Linked DNA regions of Homo sapiens: all the other regions are linked to region 2. The links are chromatin loops, found by intact Hi-C in ENCODE. Cell type or tissue: heart right ventricle. All regions are shown on one strand. Each heading gives the region's core, and the rest is flanking DNA. Links, peaks and the distances in the headings are about the cores only. Region 1 holds the start of SOX6 (SRY-box transcription factor 6). Region 2 has its middle 130 kb from the start of C11orf58. Region 3 has its middle 110 kb from the start of SOX6.

Region 1 (5,772 bases), core at 409-5,408, 250 kb before region 2:
AAAGTCTGAGCTACCCTATCCTATGAAATACATGAATACCTTTCAAAGCCTGATTATTTTCTTGTCCCCTGGCCCAACACTAAATGTTCCAAAATGTTACTTGTTTCACACAATTTTTTTTTATTTCTAAATCAGGTCTAAAATCAAGTTGCTACTAGTGTGCTAAAGAACCCCAGCACATTCTCATGAGCTGATTGAAAGCAGCTTACCTTAAAATTCTCCTCTCACAATTCACTTTAGAAAATCAACTTGAGGAGTCATAGATTTGCTAGACTAACTGTTTGGTATTCTGGTCAATTCATTATCACAAAATAGGTATTATTAACTGTACCACAGCTTAGAACAATGACACACTATTCCATGTGTAGTTTGAGATCACTATTTCCACAATTTGAAGCTGAAAGTTCCATCATCAAGATAAACTTGCCTAAAGACCAAACTCACAAACAATAAGGTATCTAGGAAAGCTGGATAAGGAAAGAAACAAATTAATATTTTGAACTTTGACAGGCATGATGGAAAACAAATTCAAGGTGTGTGTTACTCAGAAAAATTCAAAAGAAATGTATCGCAGAATAAAAAGGAGTAAATTGAAAAGCATTGATAAAGCACTATTTTTAATGCACTTGCCAATCATCAATTTAATTTACTATAGTTTTATATAAATAATACTTTCAATACATAGTTATAGCATTAAATACTATAAATCTCAATGTAATACCAGTCTTGCTTAGTTATAGCAGCTTATGAACATTAATAATTTTAAGTTTTTACTAAAAACACATCAGCAATTACCCAGTGGTCTGCTTGTCAGTTGTGTTTCTTTGAAATGTTTATTATGATTAAATATTTTCATTAGTAAAAACATCTTTTACCATAGTGCATAAAATACCTTATCAGATGCAGCATATATTAGAAACTAGCCGTGTATATTGGAAAGATTGATTTTATTGAAAAGATTCATGTAGGGAATCTATGATTCCTCATAGATAATAGTACTCAGGACCTTAGATTATACAGAAAAAATAATCACATGTTAAAAATCTACGAGATGCTACAAATAAAGGTATGCATATTCAACCCTCAGGAAAACCAAATCTGTTTTTAAATAGTCTGTTGCAATTCCCTAGCAAGATTACAAATGTCATGCAAAAATGCTTTTCAAGTTATTACCTTATTACCATAACATAAGCTTTTCTTAACAAGCCATCATCCCACCCAATCAGGTAGGCTTTGAAGTTAGAAAAATTAAAAGGTAAAGTAATACAGCCAAGACCTGTGACAGCTAAAGGAAGCACAAATCACTCACATGAAGTGGCTGCTCTTCCACTCTTCAATCCGGCTTTCTCTTACCACATCAGCCAGAACTTCAGAACTTGAGGGCATAACACCTTTGACACCTTCCCAAATCACAAGAAACCTCTGACTGCCAACCAAAAAAAAAAAAAACCCAACCCCACAGCTAATTAATCTCTGCCAAGTCTCAGGCTACCAATTGTAGCCATAACTTTAAGCAACATCTAATTTGCTAAACAAAACACTGTTAACTTTGTTCAACAATTAAAGGAGTTAAAAACATAAAAGTAAATGAAAGAAGTGAAATCTCTTGGCCTGTTGGGAGATACAGTACCCCACATACCTTCTGCCACTGCTGCTACAGTTAAGCAAACTTTACAAGCTAGTCAAGCCATCATCCAATAGAGCCTATTTGCTGAGCAACAGTGGAGCTTTGTGGTTTGCCTCACAGTTGACAGTAAGTTATGAGCCCTTTGTGAGCACAGGGGAAGGAAAACAGAGATCGGAATTTGGCAGGAAAATATAATACAGAATTCTCCTGTCTATGGAACCTGAATTTTTGTGAAAACAATCAAGCATTGTTGAAAGAAAGAAAAGCAACTTTGACAGATGAAATATAGAGGGGCCCCTTTTAGGAAAACAGTAAACAAAGCGCCATTCAGGCCAGGTCCATTCTGTCATTTATAAAGATAGTTTCTTCTGTGTGGTGAGAGTTTACAGCAAAGAGTTCAGATTCAACAAATCAAGTGTAAAATCTCCCACAGTCCCCATTAAAAAAGCCTGCTAGGAAAAGACAGGAATGCCAAAGAGAAAAATATCACAAGTTTTTCTGTTTGGTAGAGAGGATACAATAAGTAGATGGGGTGAAAGGGACTCTAAGAGAAGTCTGAAAGACAAGCCAAAAAACTAACAATTGTTAATTATAAAAGGCTAATTTTGTCAGAGACAGGAAAAGAGGAGGACACTGGAGATCACTCAATAGAAATATGAAAGGAAGAAGCCATTCTTCATCATTGTTGGAGAACTATGTCTCTATTTCTCCAGGCTGGACCTCATGAGGTCATCATTGGCACGAAAGGCTCAAAAACTTGGGCTTGGTACTACTATAGTTTGGCCATCTGGAATGTCAGCACACAGTGCACTACTTTCTCCAAAGTATCTTAATTCCTCTTTCCAAAAATAGGCACCCTGGCCAGCTTTAGTCACCCAGACTGGAAAATGTACAGCACAGAATGAAATGAAAAGCATTTTTGTTTTCTCACCCTCCTCAACTAGAAATACGATTTCTGTGCGGGAGAATTAAGGAAGAGGGGCCCAGAGCACTGAAGCTCTGATTTACAGAGCCTATTTCTGCTATGCGTACGGTCGGCAATTGTTAGTACTTATAACCAACTGAGTTTTGGGCATCCATGGAATTCTTAAAGACGTATGTCTTTTCAGCCAACACAGTCATTGTTAATGCTTTAAAGAATAAAAAAGAGGGACCACAAGCCAATAAAGTCACAATTAGAATCAAATGACACATTGCTTGCACATCATTTGGAAAACATGTATAAAACTACTTGGTTTTTGCTACACCCAGCTAAAGTGACAGCCTTCGCTGTGTGTTAATCTGGAATCAAACCAAGCCACACCTAAACAAATAATGCTTAGTAGATGCAAAATAATACGGATTCTTTTATTTAGACTACCCAAACAATTTATTTCACCAACGAAATCCCATAATAACTAGCTACATTTTAAACATTCCTTTTAAAACAAAGCCCACAAAATGCTGAAGTGTGCCCATAGGTCAAGAATAATAAAAGCAAGCATGCATATGGATTCAATGCTGCAGATTTATTCAGCATTGGTTAATGGTTTCTATAGAGATTGATGTCAATCTCTCTGGCCTTTCTTGTGTCAACAGTAAGTTACAACAAGAAAGATCGTGGCTTTTGCCTTTGATTAGAAGAGGTATCTTTCTCTAGTTGACTGAAGGTCACAGCATTTGCAACATGTGCTCACTTATTACAGCTCCCATGCAGAATGTATACATAAAAAGCTGATTTACTCCCCAAAAAGGGCCAGAGCCATAGTGAACAAAAGATGACTCTGACCACATTAGATGGTTTTCTTTTCAAATAAATTCAGTCCTGATAAACCATTAAACATCAGCACATTACTAATAAAACTATAACTAGGAGACATCCTTCCACTCTGCCATTCTCCTGCCATCAACGACTTTCAAAATTATAGAATGCCAGGACAAATCATTACATTGTTTTACCTTAAAAATATATTTTACAAGAAAATTCTCAATTTTATTATGAAAGAACAAATAGTTCTACCAACAGGAAAGTGTTACAGCAAACAAACAGGGTAACTAAGGGGAAACCCAGTTGGTTTGAACATCTAGCAGCTGAACAGAACACAACATGACTAAAATATACATATATGCACATCGATTCATGTGGCAGAGCATCAACTTATGCCCCAATTACTGGTCTAGAAAGAACACCTAAATAAGAAGTGTTTGGAGAAATTATCTGGAAGACAGGCCATAAGAGGGAAAGAAATTAGCAGGATTTTTCTCAATAAGCTTCCTTTCAAGTAGTAGATATTTTGCCACAGTGTTCTGAAGGAAACAGAATCATGGTTTGACCTGAAAGAGAAAGAAAAGAAAATCCCTTTTCTCTGGCCTCAATTCTTTATCTGTAAAATGAGGTATGTTTCTAACACTGAAATTTTATTAGCCTATGACTCTAAGGCAATCCTAATAGGAGAAATACTAAAATTGGCTTGTGAACCAGAGAAGTTGCCAGTTCTGTGTCTACTACCTCTTTTATTTAGCCTACAAATATTTACTGACTACCTGCACTGTGTCAAGTACCATACTGACTGCCAGACAGACATACAGAGGCATATAAATAAGACAGCAACTTCCCATAGTCCACAGTCTAGCAAGAAATATAAATGGAAAATAAACCATTGAAAAGTGATAGGATAAGAAACCAGGTACTAGAGAGATATATTGTAGGAGCCCAGAAGAAGGAACAAATACCTCATTTTGGAGGGATCAGAGACATTACAGAAGACTCACTTAACCGGGTCCTCAGAACGAGAAGTTTGTCTGGTGGAACTAAAAAAAAAAAGGACATTCCAAGATGTGCAAGGGCTGAGACTTATAAAAGAATATGGTTACATTCCAAGAAGAGGAAGAACTTTGAAGTGACTGAACTATGGAGTGCATGGTGGGAAGTAGCAGGAAAAATATCTAGTAGGACAGAATGACAACAGATTGGAAAGGATTTCAAATGCAATTCAAAATAGTTTGGGTTTTATCCTCTGGGAAATAGGAAATCATTGGATTAACATAGGGAGTAGTAGGTCTGAATTTCCCTTATGAAAAAAAAATCTCCAGTGGCCTTAGGAAGGATGACTCATCCAAAAGGTTGTATATATGTTTATGCTCCTGTCATTTGTATTTATCTGTGCCTACCTGTCCTTTTCTTATCTTGTCCTTGGTGTTCTGCTCGACATGTGATACTGACCAGTTCCTCTCTACCTCTACGTTCTTTCAAGTCTCCATTTTAAGTCTCTACAAATGCCACTGATAAATGTTGTTGAAAGAAGGTAGATGAAGCGAGTAGGGAACGAAGAGGAGGAAATAATATGAATAATCACAAAGGAAATATCAAAGAAGAAGAGAGAAGTTATACTAATAAAAATAACAACCTAATGGCTAATGGTACTGAGTGCATACTATGCGACAAGCTCATTACTTTATGCTTCACAGTACCTCATTAAATCTCAAAACAACCCCACAACAAAGCTACCAATTTATCCCCATTTGCAGATGAGCTAAGTGAGGCTTAGAAGTGGTTAAGTAATTTGACTATGGTTACAAAGTAAATGAGAGAGAAGAGATTCAAGTGAGTCCTGTCTGACTCCAAATCCCATGCTTTTAACTTTTACACTATACTTCTAATGATATCAGTTACTGAATGTTAACCATGTGTCAAAAACTATCCTAGCTGCTTTGCACAGGCTATGTCTAAGACCTACAATAATCTTAAAAAGTAAATATCATTGTCCCCCATTTCACAGAAGAGAAGGGAGACTGAGTAGCTGATCTAAAGTTGTACAACTAGTAAGAGGCATCACCAGAGTTTGGGTGGTGATGCCTAGTCTGTTTGGATGCACCCTTTCCACTACATTATGATGTGTATATATTCTGATTCTTTCCTTCCCTACAGAACTCTTCCCCATCTCTACATTTCCAGACTCTACCTTCAAGGCTCAGCTAATATCTTACTTCTTCCAGAAGCCTGTCCACAAAATATTAGTTCACCATTGCATTCCTATCACGATTACTTGTGTAACATTCATTTAATTGGATCAAAATAGATATGTATTTGTTTCCTCCTATATGTTTATGTTCCATATCCCCAGTCAACTCCATAGTGCCTGTAGCAGGCTCCTCAGGCAAGATGT
Region 2 (5,772 bases), core at 295-5,294:
ATAAAAAAAGAAAAAAAAAAGAAAAGCTAACCCTGTCCCACTAAACTTGTGAAAGATTTAGGATGTTTGCTTGTTTGTTTGTTTTGAAATAAAAAAGAGTCTTCTAGTAGGTATCAGACATATCTGAGTGGCCTAGAAACAAGGGGGGAGGAGGAAGACTGATGCAAGTGCCTAATGTTGAGTGTTGAATTCCAGAGTAACTGCACAGGGTAACAGAGGGAAAGTCATGTTCATGGCTGCAGAAATCTGGTCTCTGCCAGAAAGTGCAGGCTAAAGCAGACCTGACACTGGGATCTGGGAAGCCAGGTAGGAAGCTCAAGAAACAACAAGGTACTTACTGCTCCTAAGAACCCCAGGCTGAACCAGAGTAAGATAGGGAAAGACAGTAGATCTGCCCAGGCTTTCCCACAGTGATCACTAGCAGCCCCAAGCGGCTAGGCCTGGAGGGGGAAACCAGAAGCTGCAATCAGAGCACGGATATTAACTTCTGAGAGACCTTTGGGAGTGGGGGTGGGAGGGAGCACAGAGACAGGTAAACAATCCAACCTAGAAGCATGAAGTCCCTACCCAAGCCAGGACATACAATGCCAAGCCTGGAATGGTCTTACTGGGTTGGTGCAGAGGGCCACTAGCAGCCCTCCCCCACGAGTAGGATGTGAAGAATAGGTATGTTGCCAGATTTTCTCTGCATCTCCTTTCCCCATTCAGTCTGCACTCTGCGCTGGTGTCCAGTACCCCTCTTACCAATAGTTGAACAGCCGAAAAATAAGAAGATAAAATAGGAAGAGAAGAAAAGAAAAGATTAAAAAAAAATCCAAGACAAGGCTACACTGTCACATTCTTCTCTGCCACGGCCTCCCGAGGCTGCCCTGGCAGGTTCGGCCCTCCCTCGGGAATCCTGGAACCCAGAACAGAGCTGAGCGGACCAGGTCGGCCAAGCCCGTGCCTGCGGGCCTCGGGGACGAGGTGCTGAGTGCGCAGGCTAATTATACATGTGGCATTTGGGCAGCCGACTGTCCAGTGACACCTTACCTTATGAGGAAACGTCAACCCCAGCAACTGTTCAAAACAAAATGCCATTGCGGGATCAGCTTCGCCGGCCCTTGGCCGGTTCAGGGTTGCTTTTCCCACAGCCTCTCGAACTTTGTGCAAGAATGTGGCCTAGGGAGGCCAGCCGTGCGCGGGCGGGCCGACCAAGGTTGGGGGACAGGCAGGGCAGGACTTGCCAGGTGTCCGTCCTGTCCCTCCTCGCCATGGACCAGCTCGCCGACCTGACCACTTGACCTTTTTTATTCACCAAACCCACCTCCTAGAAATAAACTGGGCGGGGCTGTGTCTGTTCTCCTCGGGACCCGGGGAAAAACCTGGACATGTGACCAGAAAGGGCAGGAGAGAGAAGACCCTAGTGGGCGGGAGTAGAGGGGCCCTCTCTCATCTCTACTCCCCCGGGTTGCTGGCTGGGCCGTGCAGCCAGGGCCAAAGCCCGGCCGCAGGAGTACGCGGCTAGCACCGGCGCCCGGGACGCGGACGTCATCCGAGCGCCCATTGACAGTACAGCGGGAGGTCCGGAGCCCAGCCCAGTTTGCCGCAAGGACGGCTTCGGGCCACCTCTAGCCCTAAACTTCAAGCGCGGCCCTCACAGGGTCTCACACACAAAAGCAGCCCAGGACAGCCCATCTCGCTAACAGCCCAGCCCCGCCAGTTCAGTCGAAGACTTATTTTTAGTCCCCAAATAGGGGCTGCATTCAATATCTGACAATTCACACAAAACAACATTTTCAAACTTGGTCCGCCTAAGAGACCGTAAATAAAACTCAAAACAAGCTGGCGACTGCCACCTTTTATCTGCTCCGAACACACCAATTCTTTTTATCTTAAAGCTCTGCGGAGCGCCGGGGAAGCAGCCCGGCACCGAGCTAATCTGCCCTCAGCAGCCCCGGGCCGCTCCTCCCGGCATCGGAGCACAACCCCAGCAGCCTTTGCACAAGCCCTTTCCCTTCTCTGCCCGGCCCTTTAAGGGAGAAGGAAGAAAGCAGCTCCCGCGGGAGCGGCCGGGCTCGGGCTGGGTCCCGGGGCGGGTGGCAGCACCGCCCCCTGCCCTGGGCCGAGCCCGGGAGCAGCGGACCGCGGCCCCGGCTGCAGAGGAACGGCGGGTGGCGGGGCCCCGGCAGGGCGCCGAGAAGGACGGAGGGCGCCGGCTGGGCTCAGGGACGCGGGGCGGGGAAGAAACGTGCCGGCGACCGTGCGCTCGGCCGGGTGACTCCCTGGCGAAGTCCGCGCCCGGCGGGGCTGAACTACCCCTCGCCCCCGCTCCCGCCAGGTCAGGCACCACTGCCCTCGCGGCCAGGGTAAAGAGGACCACAGATCAGTCAGCCTTGGATTTCGGATGGGCTTGGAATTCGGTTTGTTTATTCCTGAAAAGATCATTAAAAAGTACTGTCCAAAAACGGGGGGAGGGGGAAGGAAGGGCGACAAGCGGAGGGAGCTGGAGGCAACTCGAGCGGTGTCCCGAAAAAGTTGCGGCGGAGCGGCGGTGGGGTGAGGGTGGGAGGAGGGAGCGCAAGCGTTTTCTAGCGACCCGGGTTTTCTTCATGAACTCCTCCGAGTAAACTTTATCCCGGCGAGAGAGCGGCGGAGATCCTCGACTCCCGCCCGCCCTCAACCAGTGTCAACCCCACAAACAGCCTAAGTTTCCAAACCGAAATGGGGGTGGGGTGGGGGTAGCATTAAGAAGCCCAGAAGCTCAGCGGGTCCTCCCGACCTCCCGCACCCAGAGCCTGGGTGACACTGAAGCGCTCCGAACACTGTGGCGTCTCAGTCACACAGCGAATCAACCCAACACTTTTCAAGAAAACAAAATATTTGCTAGGAAACTTACTTTGCATTTAGTCTCTATTCTTTGGGGGATGCGGTTTAGGTCGGCTCGCAAGGGAAGCCCGTTTTGTCCAGGTTGGATATTGTCTACGTATGGATCAGCCCTTGGATGAGGGTTTATTTTAATTTATGGCTTATGCATTCTTTTAAGGTCGATTTACATGACCTCCGGCTACAACTAAGACAGCCGAGGAGGGCACTCCAGTCGTCAGTCGGCCAAACCCACAATTAAAACAGCCCTCCCCCTAGTCTCGGTGTGACTAGGGCTCTCCCGGGGTAGGCTAGCTGCCTGCCTTTCTCTTTCTCTCTTCTCTCTTTACTTCCCTCTTTTTTCTTTTTTTTTTTTCCTTTATATCTTTCTTTTTTTAGTATCGCGAAATAAGAGGTGGTATCAGTTTTTTAAAAGTTTCAGTGTAACTTTCTCTAAACCCAAGCCTGCGGCGGTAACAAGAGATACAGCGCTCACAAAGCCCTCGGGATGTTGCCCTCTTGTGGGCACGGAGGGCATTACCGCCTAGCGGTCCCATCTGAACCTTCAAAGCCGACACGCATTTGCTTTCACAGAACGAGGAGGGATGACTACACACGCAGCCACAAAAGCTTCCTCTATCACACACTTGAGCGAACTTCAATGAAATACCTACCTCGAACTTCACGGAGACTTACAAATTCATTCTCTAAGCCACCTGACTTCTTTTTCACATCATTCCCAATTATATAGATTAGAATACCAATGCGGGGAGGCGGAGGTGGAGGAGTGAGGTGGGCCGAGAGGGCAGACAGATTTCCGGACGAATACTTAGGATGGCGATAACAGCTTTCTGTTGTCAAAGGTTGCGTTGTGTCCCTGTCCCTGCCCTTTTGCCTTAATGTCCTACGCACAGTTATCTACGGCTACAACATGTGTTTTCTCAGGGTGGATTTTTTGGAGGGGAGGTGAAGGGGAGAAAAACAGACCCCCGCCACGCAGATCTGTCACTCCGGAACAAGGCGCAACTCTCCAAGAGGGGGACGCATCCTCGGGATCAGCGCGTCCACCAGCGAGCGGCGGGCGCCCGGGCCCCTTTCTCTCCCTCCACTCCCCCTCCGCGTCGGCCCCTCGGAGCGCCCTCCTCCCGCTCCTCCTCCTCCTTTCCCCTCCCCAGCCAAGTACGCAAACCCGCCCCGGCCCGGCAGCCGCGGCTCCCGGCCACCCGCGCCCTCTCGGGGCTCCGCTCGCTCGGCTCTCGTCCCTCTGCCTGTCCTGCCCCAGCCCCTCGGTCCCAGCTCACAGAAACTAACCCTGGAGTGCCCGGAAGGGCAGGAGCGGAAGACGCCGGGGGACGGCGGCCCGGCCCTGGGCTCCTGCCCCCTGCCCCCTCCGGCGCCCCAACAGGTAGCTCACAGCGGGCCGCGCGCCCTGGCTCTGCCTCCCTCGCTCTCGAGATCGCTCGCTCCGTCCCGGTTACCTGGGCGGGCTCCAGGATGGTACCGCGCGGGAGGGCTCCTTGTGCGCTGCGCCGCAGGAGTAAATGGCATTAAAGAAAAAGGGAAAGATACAAATAAAAAAAATTAAAAGGAAGGGGAGTCGGTGCTAGGTCAATTGTCACAGTCCGGGGAGCAAGGGAACAGAACCCCCCAGCGCCGCGGCCGGCGTAGCCCGTTAACTCAAGTCTGCGGGGGTGTCCCGCCCCGGGTGGGGGCAGCGCAGAGCGGCAGAAGTTTGCCGCCGGGGTTCCAGGAGGTGCGCGCGGAGCGGGGTGACTAGGGGCTTCACCCTGGAACAAGTGAAGGCGATGGTTAGTGCTGTCAATCTTGGCAATCAGTGTGAGCGGCCATGTCGTAAGTATTCAAAGCATTTCCCGTCGTGCAACATCAGAAAGTGAGTGGCCAGGGCATTGATCTGAGCGAGGGAGAGGAGGCTGGGCTCCCCTCCCAGACAACACAGGCAAGATGAGACAAGAGGCGAGGGAGGCAGCGAGCCAGGCAGAGAAGCTGGGAGGGAGGAGGGCGGGCCGGGGGAAGAAGGAGGGGAGAGCGGGAGGCAAAGGCAAGAGAGAGCCGCAAAGAGAGAGGAGGGCAGAGACATCGGCGAGACCAGAGGTTGGAACTGGGGAAAGCGCCTGGAAAGAGACGGTGAAGCAACTACTAGGGGAGAACTGGAAGGAGACAAAGAAGAGAGAAAGTCGGGGTCAGAGGAGAATGGGGACAAGTACTAGGTGGGGGAGAGGCAGGCTGAGGGGAAAACGACCAAAAGAGCTCTATTGGGGCTAGGGCTGCTGGGAGGAGGAGTCAGGAGAAAGGCAAACTGTAGCGTGGAAAAGGTAGGCAACTCGGGGAGAAAAAAAAGGAGCAAACTGGAGAAAGTGAGGAAGTCAAATGGTAAAGGAAAATGTATGAATGGTAGCTTGTGCTTTGGAAAAGTTAGGTGACAGAAGGAGGCATGGGCTGAATGTTGAGAAGTACTAAGAGATAGAACTGGACCACAAAAGCGAGTCACGAGACAAACGGAGAAGGGGAAGGACAGGCAGGCCAGGGAGAAGACAAGAAGGGTGGATATTAGGATGAACAATAAGAAGGATGAAGGAAAACGAAAAAAAGAAGTAGTCAAAAGAGAGAAAAGAAAGAGATGAAGGAAGCAGAGATGATGAAAACACACCACTTAGTAGGATCTCAGCAAATGGGGGAAGAGAAACATTTTAAACGATGGAGGAGGAGGCGTTGAAAAAAAAAAAAGAAAAAGCAATTCACACAGGAGATTCCTAACATATGTAGGTGGCAGTGTTCTGGAGGCCATATGGATTATATAGTTTATGGATTCAAATTATTATAAATAACAGGACATGTACAAATCACCAAAAAATTATTACACTTTCACGGCAATAAATAAAACAATTCCACAATTGTTATACTGTTATA
Region 3 (5,772 bases), core at 523-5,522, 140 kb before region 2:
GCCAGCCTGCTTCAAACAATAAACTACCATATGCCTGAAGCTTCAATATTGCAATTTGGTTCAGGTAAAGATAGTTATTGCTTCACATCTGTTTCTGGTACTGTCTTGGGAGTTTATATAGGACACTTTAAGTTGTCAAGATTTAAATAAGTATCTATTCAATATATCTGGGAGACAGCTACTTCCTGTTTGACCTAATCACATCCACAAAGTGTTTACTCTCATCATGCTTACGTTTCCTCCTTTCCTGGAAAGCAGAACGGAAAGGCAGAGTAAAGTTTTTTTAAAGATGGCATAAGGAATAAAAAGACATGAAAATGGTCAAAAGCATTATGCAAAAACAAAACAATTCCTCTCAATTGTATTTATTAATAACAATGAAAAAAATTAATCAGCACAACTGGGGTCACTGCTAAAAGACCAAACCAAGCCCCTGTGCCTGGCACCTGCCAGGCTAAGTGCTCCTTTGGTTGAGCCCAACTCCTCCCACAGTGACACACTTCTCCTCCAGGAAAAAAACTCAGCAGGGCAGGCAACAATCACTCTGTCCATTACTGAAAGTCAACTTAGCAGCCCAAGGACCAGATTAAGGGTCAGTTGCAGAGAAAGAGGGAGAGAAGTGCACTCTCTTTGAGTAGGAGAAACAGAAACCTAAAAATCAAGACCCTGGAATCTGTATTTCTAGAGAGAACTATCACCATAAGATGGTTGCAATATTCCAATAGGATGAGAAAAGGACTAGGCAGGCCTTTTTCATGGCATTCAGCCTCAGACTAAGATATAACACTTCTAGGGCCAAATATTTGAGGTGCTCTGAAACAGCTCAACCTGTGAAAATTTTATCAGATAAATTTGTAATTGAGAATATTCTAAATGAAATAAAACCCTGCTGGTGTACCGGAATGGGAACAAATTGGTTCCAAACTCAGATCAACTGTTTAAATCCCAGTTCTGCCTTTTTCTTCCTTTCATTCATTCCTTCCTTGTCTTTATATATTTTTTGTTCATTTACTCATTCTTTCAACAAACATTTATTGGGAACATACTATACATCAGGCACTGTGCTAGAAACTCCATATACAAGTTTGAACAAAACAGTCATGGTCTCTTCCCTGACAGAGCTTTTAGACTAGTGTAGAGACTACACATTAAATAAATATACAAATATGTGATAAATACCAATCATTTTAAGTGCTAAGAAGGCAAAAAAGAAATCAGAATTTAGAGAAACCAACTGGGTATTGCAGGGGAGGAAGCTATCTTACAATAGAGTTGAAAGGATTAAAAACAACATGTAAGTGCTTAGCACAATGTCTAGCACATACAGGTTCTTAACACAAGCAGCAACTGTTTTTTGGTTAACTTCTCTATGCCAAGTATAGACCCTCGACTGTCTATTCTCTCCCATTCTTTCCCCACCACAGAAACTTGGAAGTGTTGGAGCACTGTTAGGTACTATTGTGGGAGAGGTGCAGGCTGTTCCCTCTAGATATTTCAAATTGCTTCACAGCTGGCCATTCTAACAGTCTTATATATAATCATAACTTCAACCAATCCACAACCTTCTTTCAGGCATATTTGAGTTTTATCTTTTGTGTAGTATCCTTGAGATAATTTATAAACTTTACCTTTTTGGTTCAGTTGGATATTTATCCCTTTTATCCCTAAGTTAAATTACACTCAACAAATGACCAACATCAACAATTGAGATGAACTCATTCTGTGTGGAAGAAATGCCAGAGAAACACAACTAGGGACATCCCTGATGGTTATAACTTTATGGTTATACAGGATATCTCACTGTAAGAGATCTTTCTAAAAAATTTAAAATTCTCCTTTTAAGATCAAGATTATTTCTCTATCCTGTTCTTAGAGAGCAAATATTCAGTAAGCCTTAAAATTTCACAAATCCCAATTCAAGTTTAGTAAACTGCTGGCCCAATAAAGACTATAATTTCTTTCTAATTATCCTATCTTCATCACCCCCAAAATAGTAAAACTAATTCCAACAGTTCCTTAGTTTCTTTGATTGCCCAAAGTGGACTAGAGTGCCTTTAGTTTATATAAGAAACCCAATCAGTACTCTTCAGTTCTTAATCAAAAAGGTGACCCTGCATACAATTTAAGATACATGTCTTGGGTACTATCACACAACTCAGCACATAGCATACAGACTAATTAGAAACAATCTCTTTCTAAATGAAAAAAAAAAGGAAGGACAGAAGGGAGGGGAGAAAGGAAAAGGAAGGGGAAGGGAAAAAGGAGAAAGAATATTCATTACACTGTAAGTCACTTGTCAGAAAAATGATTCCAAAGAGTTTCCCAACCCCCAAAACTAAAAACATCATATACCACATTAGAAACCTAATTCACCTGATTATTTGATCTATCAGATATAAAGATGCTTCTTGGTCATAGTTACAATGAATGAGAACTTTCTAAAGGTCTCCAATATACAATATCAGAGTGTAATACATAGATGATTATTTTCATACACATCTATATTAATCTTTACCGAGAGAAAGCAAAATTGTTCTCATTGGTTTTTACCAAGTAGGCACACATTTCCTAAAATTCCTAAAGTTGTACTTAGAAGGCACTGAGTTGAAATAAATAAACTTTACATAAATCAGGGGGGAAAAACTGTAGAACTCCTTTTACATTGGTATTGTCTGATCCGAACAAGTATTTCCACATCTTAAAAAAGTCCTCAAATCCATTTTGTGATTCTACAAAAATCTCTTATTTCAATCATTTACTGTTTAACTTATCTCTCTGCCTTTTTCTCCTCTTCTTAATTACTGCAATGAAGTAGGAGGAACAGGTATTTCCTCCATTTGTTCAACCACATTGTCTCAAAAACTCCAAGGCCCTCAAAGTTTTCTGACACTCAACTCTCTTGTTTATACCCACACTTTTCATGTCTGACTTTCTCAGCCTTCTCCCAGATATTGCCATTTAGTTATCTGTCCTGTGACTACAATTCCAGGGAAAAACTCTAACTAGTCACAAAGTCAACATAAACAGTGGCTTCCACATACTGCCTCTGCCAGGACAAATCTCAGAATGTTTTAATCCCTTAAAACTGCCAGCTGTCCAATGAGCATACACTTACTACTATGTCAGATATCAAAATATGTGAGATCAATCTCACCTTTAAAACAATCCATTCTGATTAATGATTCTACTATATATATATAATAATGGAAAAAAATACATCTGGATTTCTTCATTTTGTTCAGTGAAACATCAGAATACTAGTGGCTGTAATTAAAACTAAGTGATAGGCTTGTCACCAGCCTGCCTTAGTTTTAAGGAAAGAAAGAATCTATATTCTGCCCAACACAGGCATTTATAGGAGTGGAGACTTGGGTTCCATTAATGCTGTTGCTTAATTATCTACGATGTCAGGATAAAAAAGGGAAAAACAATTAACTGTAAAACATACCTTTTGTTGTGCTTGTGTGCTCCAAAGGTATAAAATAGCCCAGAGGTGAAATAAAAATAGAAAATCTGCTTTTATTAATGAATTCATTCACTTAAGTTTATATCAAACTGTGTGAGCTGAAAAGAAAGAGAAAGAGCTAACTCCAGTACAGTTTGTATCCAAAGAAAACTCCACCCACATAAACTCTCTAGTAACATAACAAGTTTTAAGTCCTTGGGGTAGAGACCATCTCTTCTTCTTTTGTAAGCACTGTGCCAAGCCTATAGTGCTAAGCAAATAATAATAATAACAAGCATTACATCACATGAACAAACTTTTTTGAATAATTAAACATTAAGAATATTCTCTTTTGCCAGTTATCTATAAAAGGTGATGTTTTGGAAATTATTCTTTTTATACTGTCATTGCCTCATGTCTTTGAATACCTCCAGCAATAAATATGTAAGTCATACTCAGAGAGAGAATACACAAAATGCTTTACCTTTATTGGCAATCTTTAACTCACATTTTTATGCTTTGGAGCTAGCAAAAATTTGGTGAAATTATAATCATTTTTACCAATATTACAAAATAACATAAAATATGAACTTGAGATAAAACTATATGCTGAGAGTGACACATTTCACTTATTAATCTTTATAAGCTGAATAGTTACTAAAATATTTCTATCTAAAAACCTGAGTAATCAATGACTTCACTTTTTCCTGAATTATAGACAGACTGTATTTCACATCTTATAGATCACTGTTATAAAATAAAAGCAAAAATTGACAAATGTGATCTAATTAAAGAGCTTCTGTGCAACAAAAGAAACTATCGACAGAGTAAACAGACAATCTACAGAATGGGGGAAGATTTTTGAAAACTATACATCTGATAAAGGTTTAATATCCACCATCTATTAGGAACTTAAACAAAATTACAAGAAAAAAAAAAACAAACAACTCCGGCCGGGCGCGGTGGCTCACGCCTGTAATCCCAGCACTTTGGGAGGCCGAGGCAGGCGGATCACGAGGTCAGGAGATCGAGACCATCCCGGCTAAAACGGTGAAACCCCGTCTCTACTAAAAATACAAAAAAATTAGCCGGGCGTAGTGGCGGGCGCCTGTAGTCCCAGCTACTTGGGAGGCTGAGGCAGGAGAATGGCGTGAACCCGGGAGGCGGAGCTTGCAGTGAGCCGAGATCCCGCCACTGCACTCCAGCCTGGGCGACAGAGCGAGACTCCGTCTCAAAAAAAAAAAAAAAAAAAAAAAACAACTCCATGAAAAAGTGGGCAAAGGACATGAACAGACACATCTCAAAAGAAAACGTACATGTGGCCAACAATCATATGAAAAAAAAGTTCAACATCACTGATCATTAGAGAAACGCAAATCAAAACAATAGGATACCATCTTATATCAGTAAGAATGGCTATTATTAAAAAGTCAAAAAATAACAGATGCTGGTAACTTTGTGGAGAAAAAGGAATGCTTATACACCGTTTGGGGAGTGTAAATTAGTTTAACCATTGTGGAAGACAGTGTGACGATTCCTCAAATACCTAAAGACAGAAATACCATGCAACCCAGCAATCCCATTACTGGGTATGTACCCAAAGGAATATAGGTCATTCTATTATAAAGACACATGCATGCATATGTTAATTGCAGCACTATTCACAATAGCAAGGACAAGAAATCAACCTAAATGACTATCAACGATAGACTGAATAAATAAAATGTGGTACATACACACTATGGAATACTATGCAGCCATAAAAAGAATGAGATCATGTCCTTTGCAGGACATGGATGGAGCTGGAGGCCATTATCGTTGGCAAACTAATGCAGAAACAGAAAACCAAATACCACATATTCTTACTTAAAAGTGAGAGCTAAGTGATGAGAACACATGGACACATAGAGGGGAACAACACACACTGGGGCTTATCAGAGGGCAGAAGGTGGGAGAAGGAAGAGGATCAGAAAAACTAGCTGATGGTACTTGGGTTAATACCTGGAGGATGAAATAATCTGTACAACAAACCCTCATGACACAAGTTTACCTATGTAATAAACCCTGCACATGTACCCCTGAACTTAAAAGTTAAAAACAAACAAACAAACAAACAAAAAGACATGCTAAAGGTTAAATAACAACAAAAAAGCCAGCTATGCCCAATTAGTGTATTTATTGACACTTCTTCACTTCTTTATATGTGAGACCACCACTAAGCTTAAATAATGGCTTTATTTCCCCTTCTCTACATGCACTTAGTTCCTTTCAATATTAATGAAAGCTATGTAATAATACTGGAAGATGATTAAGCTTATCTTCTTGGT

The links. Hi-C counts contacts between places; a loop is a spot of excess contacts. Peaks named below come from ENCODE experiments on the same cell type or tissue, not always from the same donor. Only the 100,000 strongest peaks of a DNase experiment are listed, where the experiment ranks them.
Region 1: a loop joins it to region 2, with 2.2 times the contacts of the local background. A loop is called at or near these places in 24 of 110 quality-filtered maps.
Region 3: a loop joins it to region 2, with 2.3 times the contacts of the local background. A loop is called at or near these places in 9 of 110 quality-filtered maps.

What each region holds. Positions count from the first base shown.
Region 1 is chr11:16,354,785-16,360,556 of GRCh38, forward strand. It overlaps SOX6 (SRY-box transcription factor 6), which reads right to left and starts at 1,762. Exons shown (of 16, transcript NM_001367873.1): 1 at 1,310-1,762. RefSeq lists an enhancer at 1,447-2,760. In heart right ventricle, for the core only: no CTCF peak of the experiment used is centred there; a DNase peak (open chromatin) is centred at 2,377; H3K4me3 peaks cover 845 bases; H3K27ac peaks cover 3,799 bases.
Region 2 is chr11:16,603,023-16,608,794 of GRCh38, forward strand. It overlaps a transcript of SOX6 not described here. Among named protein-coding and RNA genes, the nearest start is that of C11orf58, 130 kb to the right of the region's middle. RefSeq lists enhancers at 4,100-4,601, 4,602-5,101. In heart right ventricle, for the core only: CTCF peaks have their summits at 449 and 3,374 (motif pointing left); DNase peaks (open chromatin) are centred at 1,079, 1,439, 3,379, 4,809 and 5 weaker places; H3K4me3 peaks cover 5,000 bases; H3K27ac peaks cover 5,000 bases.
Region 3 is chr11:16,462,253-16,468,024 of GRCh38, forward strand. It overlaps a transcript of SOX6 not described here. Among named protein-coding and RNA genes, the nearest start is that of SOX6, 110 kb to the left of the region's middle. In heart right ventricle, for the core only: no CTCF peak of the experiment used is centred there; no DNase peak of the experiment used is centred there.